Linked DNA regions of Homo sapiens: region 1 is linked to region 2. The links are chromatin contacts, found by Hi-C or POLR2A ChIA-PET in ENCODE. All regions are on one chromosome and are shown on one strand. The core of a region is the stretch at or near the end of the contact, and the rest is flanking DNA. Distances in the headings are between cores, read along the strand shown.

Region 1 (5,242 bases), core at 2,743-5,242, 460 kb before region 2:
CCAGCTTGTGCTCACGCCCAGGGTAACAGCACCACCCGGGAGACCCCTGGCAATCTGATTCTGCCCGCACTCCCTGCAGGGAAAGCTGATTAGGCTGCTGGCTGTAGAGTGGACATGATGACAGCCAGTAGCTGCACCCTGAGATACAGTGACTAGGTGAAGTCACAGTAGAGACGTTCTTGCCTTACGCAGTTGAAACTAGGAAGTGGTCTGTTAACTGACATAGTTGGTTAGAATGGGAAATTATAAGACATCATATCTTGAGCATTTAAAAATTGTGTTCACGTCCAACTAATGTAGAGCTGGTCATCTTTCTTGCATAAGTTGTCTCAGCGATGCATCGTCTGCATGTCTACATTCATTTTCTTCCAAATGGAGCAGGAACTTGCAAAGTAATCTGAGTGCACAATAAAATGTTAGACCTTTTAAAACCCCCTTATTTTCATTTTACCTGTGCTGCACTCAGCATCAGTTTTAAAAAGCAAATCTTTCCAAATCTATTCACAGCACACTTGTCTTAGCTGTAGGTTAGCATTTGCCTAACACTAAACTAAATGGCCTGGTTAGAATTCCCAGTAGAGATGGGGTGAGTATGAGGGAGAGGTGCATCCGGCCTGGCTCCTTCTTGATTGTTGATGGAAAGCAGCTGTATCCTTGGCGCTTCTAACATTGGTCTGCATGGTGTTCTAGAAGGAACTAAGATTGTGAAGCCAACGCAGGGGTGGATCACCTGAGGTCAGGAGTCCAAGACCAGCCTGGCCAACATGGTGAAACCCCATCTCTACTAAAAATACAAAAATTAGCCAGGCCTGGTGGCAGTCACCTGTAATTCCAGCTACTTGGGAGGCTGAGGCAGGAAAATCACTTGAACCCGGAAGGCAGAGGTTGCAGTGAGCCGAGATCACACCACTGCACTCCAGCCCGGGTGACACAGCGAGACACTGACTCCAAAAAAATAAAATACAATAACAATAGAAGGAATGAGAGCGTCATAGTCCAGGAGTCAGTCAACTGGAGATTGGGGCAGGTATTGCACTGGCCGTTGCTTCACGTTTGGTTTCGTTTTGTCTCTCGCCTAGAGGCTGATAGTATGCCTGGAGGAGTCCCTGTACATCCACAACATTCGGGACATGAAGGTGCTGCATACGATCAGGGAGACGCCTCCAAACCCTGCAGGTGAGCTAACTTGTGAGGAGAGAATCCCATTTTTCTGATTTTGCCCTTGAAAGATAGCTATAGGTGAGAGAGATTTTTTCTTTTTATAGGTTCCGCAGATGAGACAGATTTTAAAAGTATTGATCCCAAACCAAGCTGCCTTCCTACTGATGCTGGTCATGTGACCACATAAGCTCATTGGTTTGATCAACTTTCAAGTTTGAGGTTACTGATCAGTTCAAACCAAAGGCCTTTAATCTCTTGACAATACTGGTATCACCTAAGGTGGGGATTTGGGGTTGCAGAACTTTCCTAACACAGCAAACAAGATTGTATCCAAGCTATTATTTGTTCCTAATGCTCTGTTAAATGAATGCTGAATTATGTCTGACATCCAAGAAGGAACTCTCAGGTGGAAGTTTGCATCTCGTCCTCCGTGTGTCATTTGCAGGCCTGTGTGCGCTGTCAATCAACAACGACAACTGCTACTTGGCGTACCCAGGGAGCGCGACCATCGGAGAGGTGCAGGTCTTCGATACCATTAATTTGGTGAGATGCCTTTCCTGCTCGAATAGCTCTCTAAAGTGTGGCTTTTTCCTGAAGAGGAGCACTGTGGTGTCCCTGGCATCCTGACTTGGCTCAGCAATACAACCGCTGCACTTTTTTGTTTGTTTGTTTGTTTTTGAGACAGGGTCTGGCTCTGTCGCCCATGCTGGAGTGCAGTGGTGCAGTCCTAGCTCACTGCAGCCTCAACCTCCTGGGCTCAATTGATCCTCCTGCCTCAGCCTCCCGAGGAGTTACAGTCATGCAACACCACACCCAGCTAATTTTTTATTTTTGTAGAGATGGAGTCTTGCTGGGTTGCCCAGGCTGGCCTCAAACTCCTGGCCTTAAGCCATCCTCCCGCCTCGGCCCCCTAAAGTGCTGGGACTACAGGCGGGTGCCCCGCGCCCAGCCCCACTGCTCTCTTCTCAGTAGCAGAGTAGGTCTGGCTCATTCTGCTTCTGGATCTGCTGCGGCGTTCAGAGCAGTGCTGAGCTCCTCGCCACGGGAATGTTTGAAGGAACATAGAAAACCTTAGGGATAAATTGCTTTGCTTTTTCTAAAGTTGGAGCAGCATTTCCTTGGATGCCCAGCCCCAGTAAATCAAGTGGGTTTGGCATTTGTTTGGACCGTAATGGTGTTTTAGGAACAGCTAATTGGCACTTGCGGACCAAGTGTCAGCCCTGGGGCGTGGGCGGTCACTGTGCGGTGGCCACTCTTTATTGGTGTCCCTTTTTCAGAGAGCTGCAAACATGATTCCGGCTCACGACAGTCCTTTAGCGGCACTGGCCTTTGACGCAAGTGGAACTAAACTTGCCACGGCTTCGGAGAAGGTGAGTCTGCTTTTCCCCGGGGGAGCACTGGTGCCAAGGCGTCCACAGACTTTTTCAGTTCTGTTCACACAGCCACCTTAGAGGCAAGGTCCTATACTTACCAGCTCCGGGAGAAGCAAAGACAGCCACCCACTTGTCAGGCCACAGGCGTGTACTGCCCGAGAGTGAGCGGAGCTTGCAGTGTGCCACTGGGACGGGAGAGCTGGTCCACATTTGTAGTAGAAAATACAGAAATGTCCAGAGGAGACAGAAGTGCCGTGTGTAACCACACCGCTCACCCAGTGTGTTTCTAAATGATGAAACTACCACATAACAGTAAAGAACCCAGACAGTGATGAAATGTGAAAAAGCAAAGACAGAATTCTATCCAGCCAGTCTGAACACATTTCAGTGTATTTCATTTTCTCTTTAGTCAACAAAATTGGGATCCTACTATGGGTATAATTTATCCTTTTTCACTCTGCATGACATTTGTCTAAGTTCAAAAACACTTGTAATGGCCGCGCAGTATTTAGTTGTGATTCATGTCAACATCACCCTTTTGGGACTTTGTTTCTAATATGTTGCTGCCGTAGGTAGTAGTGTATTTAAGTCATGTATCAATGTTTTATATGTATTTCTAACTATGAATTCAAGAGATTCCAGTAAGAAGAATGTCTGGCTTTAAAGGAGATGGCCTCTAAATGTCCCCGTGTACCTGTGACCGCGTGGCGAGGCTCCCTGGCCCCCAGGAGACTGAAGGCTCCTTGTTCTCTTCCTCATTTGGACTGTGCCTCTCTTTTCGTTTCAGTTCCTCTTTTCTTGAAAGTTGCGTCTTCCATTCTTCTGTCTTGAGGTCGCGTCTGTTCTCCCGCCTCCGTTTTCTCCGCTCTTCATTGGCCACCGATGACCTTTACTTTGATTTGGATATGATTTTGCTTCTCATTGAAATCCTAAAATAGCCTCCCCTTTCAAGCCATCTCTCCCCTCAAACTATTGACCAGAGAAGATACAATAAAACGTCGGCTCACTTCCTTAGCTTTCCTGCCTGGGCCTTTGTTCTTCAGTCTCACACCCGAGTTCTGTAATAATGATGTCACCGCTTATGGGTCACTTCTGGGTCGTGAATTATCCTGGATCTTTTATCTTCATTACCTCATTTGTTTCCCCTCAGCAAGGTAAACAGTTCTCTGTTTCATAGCAAGGGCTCAGAAAGGTTAAGCGGTGTGCCCGGGGCCGCCCAACTGGGCAGCAACAGAGGGGTCAGACTCCAAGTCTGACTTTGATTCTAATTATGCTAGACTATCCCAATAGCACCTTGTCCTTTTCTTTTCCCTTTGAAATGGCCCTGAAATTCTGTTACCCTTTGACTAATCAAAGTCTCACTGTTAATGTTTCTTTAGTAGCTCTTATAAAGGCCCAAAAGTACTTGATGGAATTTTAAGGCCCATAAAAATAGATTTTTTTTTTTCTGGACTATAAAGAGGAACCTTGATTGCTTGTACATGGAATGCTCTCATCTGTGGAGTGAGAGCAGCAAGGCCTTCCCAGCCCCGCTCTGTCCCAGGTGCTGAGGCCCCCTGAGGCCTGTGACTTAATCCTGCTTTCAAGAATCTTGCGGTCATGTGGCAACAAAACAACTCTTAATTAATTAGTATTGCACGGTAGACGTGCGCCACAAAATTATGTCTCATCTGAAAGTTTAGGCTGCAGAGGACAAAACCTTTGCCGTGGTTATTTTTGTATATGGATGCAGAAAATAGTTCATTCTCTAATTCTCAATGTTACAAGCTCAGTTTGTGTCCCTCCATCCAGAGAGAACCAAGTGTTCTCAAGTACCAGTTTTTTTTTTTTTTGAGACAGGGTCATGCTTGCTCTGTCACCCAGGCTGGAGTGCAGTGGCACAATCTCTGCTCTATGCAACCTCCATCTCCCAGGCTTAAGTGATCTTCCTACTTCAGCCTCCCAAGTAGCTGGGACTACAGGCACCTGCCACCACGCCCGGCTAATTGTTGTACTTTTTGTAGAGATGGGGTTTCACCCTGTTGGCCAGGCTGGTTTCAAACTCCTGAGCTCAAGCGATCTACAAACCTCAGCCTCCCAAAGTGCTAGAATTACAGGAGTGAGCCACTGTGCCTGGCCTATATTCTGATTTCTAATAGCTGTATACTATCCCATTGTATGAGTTTACCATAATTTATGTAAACAGTTCCTTGGTGTTCTACACTTAGGTCATCTGCTGCTTTTTGCTTTTTTTTTTTTTTTGAAACGGAGTCTTGTTCTGTCCCCCAGGCTGGAGTGCAGTGTGGTATGATCTCAGCTCACCACAACCTCTGCCTCCCAGGTTCAAGCAGTTCTCCTGCCGCAGCCTCCTGAGTAGCTGAGATTACAAGCGCGCGCCACCACACCCAGCTAATTTTTGTATTTTGAGTAGATGGGGTTTAACCACGTTGGCCAGGCTGGTCGTGAACTCCTGACCTCGTGATCCACCCGCCTTGGCCTCCCAAAGTGCTGGGATTACAGGAGTGAGCCACCACGCCCAGCCACTTTTTACTATTTACAAACACAGAGATAGTGCAGTGGCATGATCATGGCTCACTGCAGCTTCCACTCCTGGGACAACAGGAACGAATCATCAGGCTTAGCTGATTTTTTTGTTTTTTGTAGAGGTGGGGTCTTGTTATGTTGCCCAGGCTGGTCTTGAACTCCTGGACTCTAGTGTTTCTCCTGTC
Region 2 (4,771 bases), core at 1,192-3,691:
TACCTTCTCCTACACACCTGTCTTCGTCTTGGTGGTACTGAGGTTTCCTCCCAGTTCAGAGATGTGCACTCCAATGCCTGACGCCCCACTGTGGAGCCAAAGGGCCCCGGCTACATAAATTTGCCAATACTCAGGCATGTGCCCAAATCTAGGTTTACTTCTGAGGCTCTGGGGCCCTCTGCTGACCGCCTGCTGTAACTTTTAGCTCCTCACCAGACCAATAAGAAAACCAGTCTGAAAAATCTTCCCATTTTACTGCCATCTACAAGACTTTCAATTATGTTCTCTGAGCTTCTGCAATGTCAATATATTACCTGCGTTTCATAAACAGGATCAGAAGAATGTTAAGGCTGACAGGCCCTGGGCAGGGAACTAACCATCGCCAAGGACTGACCTACGTTACCACCTCCCCAAGCGCAGAGAAAAATGAGATTCAGAGATTCATGCCACCTGGCGTCCCCACATGACCTGGTGGTCAGGAAAATGGCTCTGGGCCCGCCTGAGTAGTCCACCATGGCTACTTACTAAAGTGACCTCAGGTGAGTGACCTCACCTCTCCCAGCTTCAGCTTCCCTATCTATAAAAGGAGTGCTTATAAGGAGGCCGGCACTCGTAGTGACAAATATCAACTGCTGCTCTGCCATGGCTCCAGTCACAACTGTGCCTCCTGGGCCTGCTACCCTCCAAGCACGCTTCCAGGAAACCCTGCACTGTGAGAGCTACAGCAGTGGGACAAGCTGCAGAGGCTGCTCCTCACACAGAAGGTGACGGAGCAGATTTCTCGACTCCACTTCATCAGGGAAGACATGAGAGCTGGACTGGATAAATTAAGAGGCAAAGGTCTGCAGACAAGCTGAGGAGGCCGAGCTCCTAGAGAGGAAGTGGGGAGCATGGCTGGTTTATCAGTTGCTCTCCAATAACCCTGATCACACAGGGACTAGAAATGGCCTCAATAGAGCAAAGAGGAAATTTATGGGAGCCACAAGTGTAGAATATTTTAAAAGTTATTGAGTAAAGTTGTAAAATTTAAGAGTACAGAGATTAGATACAGTGGAATGAATAACAGCAGCAGCTACCATTTATTGAGTGCTTATGGATGAAACATCTTAGTTATCAAGTCATTTAATCCTCCTAACAGACTTTTCAGGAGGATCCTGTCACCCTCGGGTAGGGGTGGTGGTGGTGCGGTGGCGGGGGGGCGGTGCACACAGCTAACAAGTGGTGGGACAGGCATCTGAACATGGCCATGCTGCTCCAGCCAGCCCCTGCTAAAGGCACTGGACTAAGGGCCTGTTTGTCACCATCTAGTGACATATTTTGGGCAAATCCTTCAGCCCTAGAATGGTGCAGAACAGGGCAAGCTGTGGTCCGGCCAGCCTCACAAGGGGCTGGGTTGTGAGGATGCAGGCGCTGAGCGCACTGGTGCACACACACCGTAACAAGTGTAACGAGGCTGTTGGTGAGTCTGGGGGAATGCGGTGAAGCCTCTCAGCAGTAGGAGTGCTGACCAGAGTCCCTTGAGGGTCCTCCCTGCCTCACATTTCTGGAAGCCTAAGTGATCACCAGATGTGCAATTATTTGATAAGGCTTAGCTCCAGGCGCTATGACAACAGACACAAAATCAAAACCACTGAAATCGAGAGAATAGCCCTGTCATGGAATCTCCCATGGAATGTGCTACTGCAAGGAACAATTAAACAAAAAAAGAAAGGCAGGCACCACTGAGAGAAGAGCGTATCTGTGTGAGTGCCTGCATTTCTAACAACTGGCCCTGTGGGAATGAGCATCTTTAGACCCTCAGCAGGAGAGACTATCATGCTCCTCCAGGTCCCTCACCCGCCTTTCTGCTAAGCGGCCAGAGTCCCTGGGCAGGTGAGCCAGGCGGCTCCACAGTCGGCTTTAAGAAACACAATAGGGACCCTGTATGCACAGCGAGTCCCTTAGGGTCCTGGGAGTCTCTTGCTGGGATCATTACATCCTCAGTCCTCTGCTACCAGAATAATCATGTGACAAGCTAAATCTGATCATTTCACTACCCTGTTTAATGACCATGGATAGACTTCCTGCTGCAATCAGGAAGAAGTCCACGTTCTTCACACAAGGGACATCTCCCCCACGAGCTGGCCCTGAAGCTTCCAGCCTCCTCAGAGCTCGCCCTGGAAACACACGCTCCCCTCTACTTTAACACTCTGTGTCCTCTTCCGGAAGTCTCTTCATGCTCTAATGCAGCCTTCAAGGTCCAACAGGGAAGTGGTTCCTTTGTCCCCCGCCCTGCCCCCAGCTAGCTCTGTCATCATAGAATGCGATCCACTCCCCCAAGCCCAAGTCTCCTACCCGAGTCCTCCACGTGGTGGGCTTGTCAGCTCACTGGTTACTCAACACTTCTTTTTTTGTTGTTGTTGAGACGGAGTCTTGCCCTGTCGCCAGCCTGGAGAGCAGTGGTGCGATCTCGGCTCACTGCAATCTCTACCTCCCGGGTTCAAGCGATTCCCCTGCTTCAGCCTCCTGAGTAGCTGGGACTACAGGCGCGCACCACCATGCTCAGCTAATTTTTTTTGTATTTTACTAGAGACGGGGTTTCACCATGTTGGCCAGGATGGTCTCGATCTCCTGACCTTGTGATCTGCCCGACTCGGCCTCCCAAAGTGCTGGGATTACAGGTGTGAGCCACCGCGCCCAGCACTCAACACTTCTACTTGGATATCTAAAAGGCACCCCAGACAAAAGATGTCTGAAGCACCACTTCTGGCCCCTGGGCTCCCCTGTATCCCTGAAGGACACAGCCACCCACTGGCTGCTCATGCAACAAAACCCAATTCCTCCTTTCTCTTTACCCCCACTCATTCCAGCTTGTCCTTTCTGTTCCGCCTCCAAAATGCACCTCACATCTAACCCACTCCTATCTGGGTCCAAAACCCAGCCTAGATCCCCTCTGGCTGGGCCATGGCGGAGAGCCTGGACTTCAGGCCATCCCACCCCTCACTCCCTCTCATGCTGCTGCCTCCAGCCATACCCCGCAGATACCCCAGACCCTTCCCACACTGGGGTCTCAGCTCCTGTGTTCTTACCTCAACAGCTTGTCCCTGGCTCTTTGAACGCCTAGCCTCTTGCTTATAATTTGGACAAGTCCTGAATCGTTTGTGGTTCTTCAGAGACACTGAAGAGCCACCTGGGCCTTTAGCAGCACCCTAAATGTTTCTCATACTATGCCTAATGTAGGAACCTCCCTACCTCAGGAAATCCAAGCAATTACCTAGGGCCAGAATCTGAATTATCATCTGGTTTCATCTCCCATCATTTACCTGTTTTAGGAAAAAATACAAACTTTATTCTGAAAGAGAAAAGTCATCCTTGGCCCCAAACACGTCACATTTTATAGCTACACAGAAACAACTGTGGATTACCAAGTCCCCAGCAGCTTCTAAGCTTCTGGGAGGAAATCTGTAGCCCTGACCCAGTGTGCCTCCCTCTCTAGTTTATTCCAAGGGGTGTTCTCAAGCCTCTAGGGCTAGGCAGGACCTGTAGCACCAAGGACAGTGTCTTCCTCCTCCTTGATTAACCCTACCCACTGACCACACTGACAACCTTTCAATGTTGTTCTTGCTTAGGAAGTGTCAAGGACGAGTCCCATTCCTCAACTGGGGATAGTTTTCTGTCTGGTATGTTGGCCCAAGCCTCACTGGTTGCAACTTACCAGACCACACTGCGAAACCACACTGCTCAGCTTCAACACTCCGGCTTACTGACTGGCCATGGCATCTCATCAACAGCCATCCCTCAATCCTGACTACATAAACGGGAAACACCCAGAAAAGGAGGATAGGAGGTGAAAAGGCCAAATTCAAAAGCAAGTTCAACATGAAGACGGGATCTGTGTAGCCCCTAAGGGTGGTAACCCCCAGTGGTTTTCTAAAGAATGCTACAAAGATGACCATCTCCCTGTGCCACAGCAACCTTAGACAATGGGTCACAGCCCACTGGCACTCTGGCTCTGTGTGTGCCACTTCTGTGGCCGGCTGCTGCCTCTTCTCAGGGTGGGGATGATGGAGAAATGCTTGCAGACCTGTCCACTCAGCAGACACAGGCACCTGAGGCCATGCGGGCCCACGCTGCTAGGAAAAACCGTTGGCTTTCTTTCCCCTTTTCTAAATTGCAAAGTTGGCAGATTCTGTACCTACGTGCCAGCCCACACTGACTTTTTCTCAAATCTAGACTCCAAAAATCCCTATCTTGTTCTGAAATCCTTTGGAATCACCTCAGAGGCTACTTGACCAGGTTACCCTCACACCCGTCCCTCTAAAAGGGCAGCCATGGAGCACATGTTACTACTTAGCTTGGAGCAGCCAATCTCTGGCCTAAAGGAGAGATGACAGTTTTACTTTCATTTTTTTTCTTTTTTTTTTTTTTTGAGACAGTCTCACTCTGTTGCCCAGGCTGCAGTGCAGTGGCGCGGTCTTGTCTTACTGCAACCCCTGCTTCCTGGGTTCAAGCGATTCTCCTGCCTCAGCCACCCGAGTAGCTGGGACTACAGGTGCCCACCACCATGCCGGGCTATTTTTGTATTTTTAGTAGAGACAGGGTTTCAACATTTTGGCCAGGCTGATCTTGAACTCCTGACCTCAAATGATCCACCCACCTCAGCCTCCCAAAGGGCTGGGATATCGGCGTGAGCCTCTGCGCTCGGCTGACATTTTTACTTTTAAATAAGTAGCATGTAATAGAGTTAGAATAATCATGTGCAACACTTTTGGAAAGAAATTTGAAACTGTGC

Evidence for each region. Hi-C counts contacts between places; a loop is a spot of excess contacts on that map. ChIA-PET counts read pairs that join two places held with the same protein, here RNA polymerase II (POLR2A). Pooled maps may share reads with other maps.
Region 1: a loop to region 2 is called in a pooled map, with 3 times the contacts of the local background. The contact joins the enhancer-like site here to the promoter of RNF216-IT1 in region 2. A Hi-C loop is called at or near these places in 1 of 37 single-sample maps with no recorded cell type and 2 of 50 pooled maps. POLR2A ChIA-PET finds 5 or more read pairs at or near these places in 2 of 52 experiments (activated B cell and activated T-cell).

What each region holds. Positions count from the first base shown.
Region 1 is chr7:5,215,484-5,220,725 of GRCh38, forward strand. WIPI2 (WD repeat domain, phosphoinositide interacting 2) reads left to right here. Exons shown (of 13, transcript NM_015610.4): 5 at 1,080-1,176; 6 at 1,607-1,704; 7 at 2,439-2,531. Among named protein-coding and RNA genes, the nearest start is that of WIPI2, 28 kb to the left of the region's middle. RefSeq lists enhancers at 2,818-4,017, 2,876-2,955, 2,966-3,675. Within about 2 kb of position 3,993, at least 9 of the 41 ENCODE cell types and tissues checked have a DNase peak (open chromatin) inside an H3K27ac peak, as active enhancers do.
Region 2 is chr7:5,678,020-5,682,790 of GRCh38, forward strand. RNF216-IT1 (RNF216 intronic transcript 1) reads right to left here and starts at 2,442. Exons shown (of 3, transcript NR_046834.1): 1 at 2,335-2,442. The region is part of intron 13 of RNF216 (ring finger protein 216); the gene reads right to left. RefSeq lists enhancers at 2,244-2,343, 2,444-2,503, 4,457-4,506, 4,637-4,686.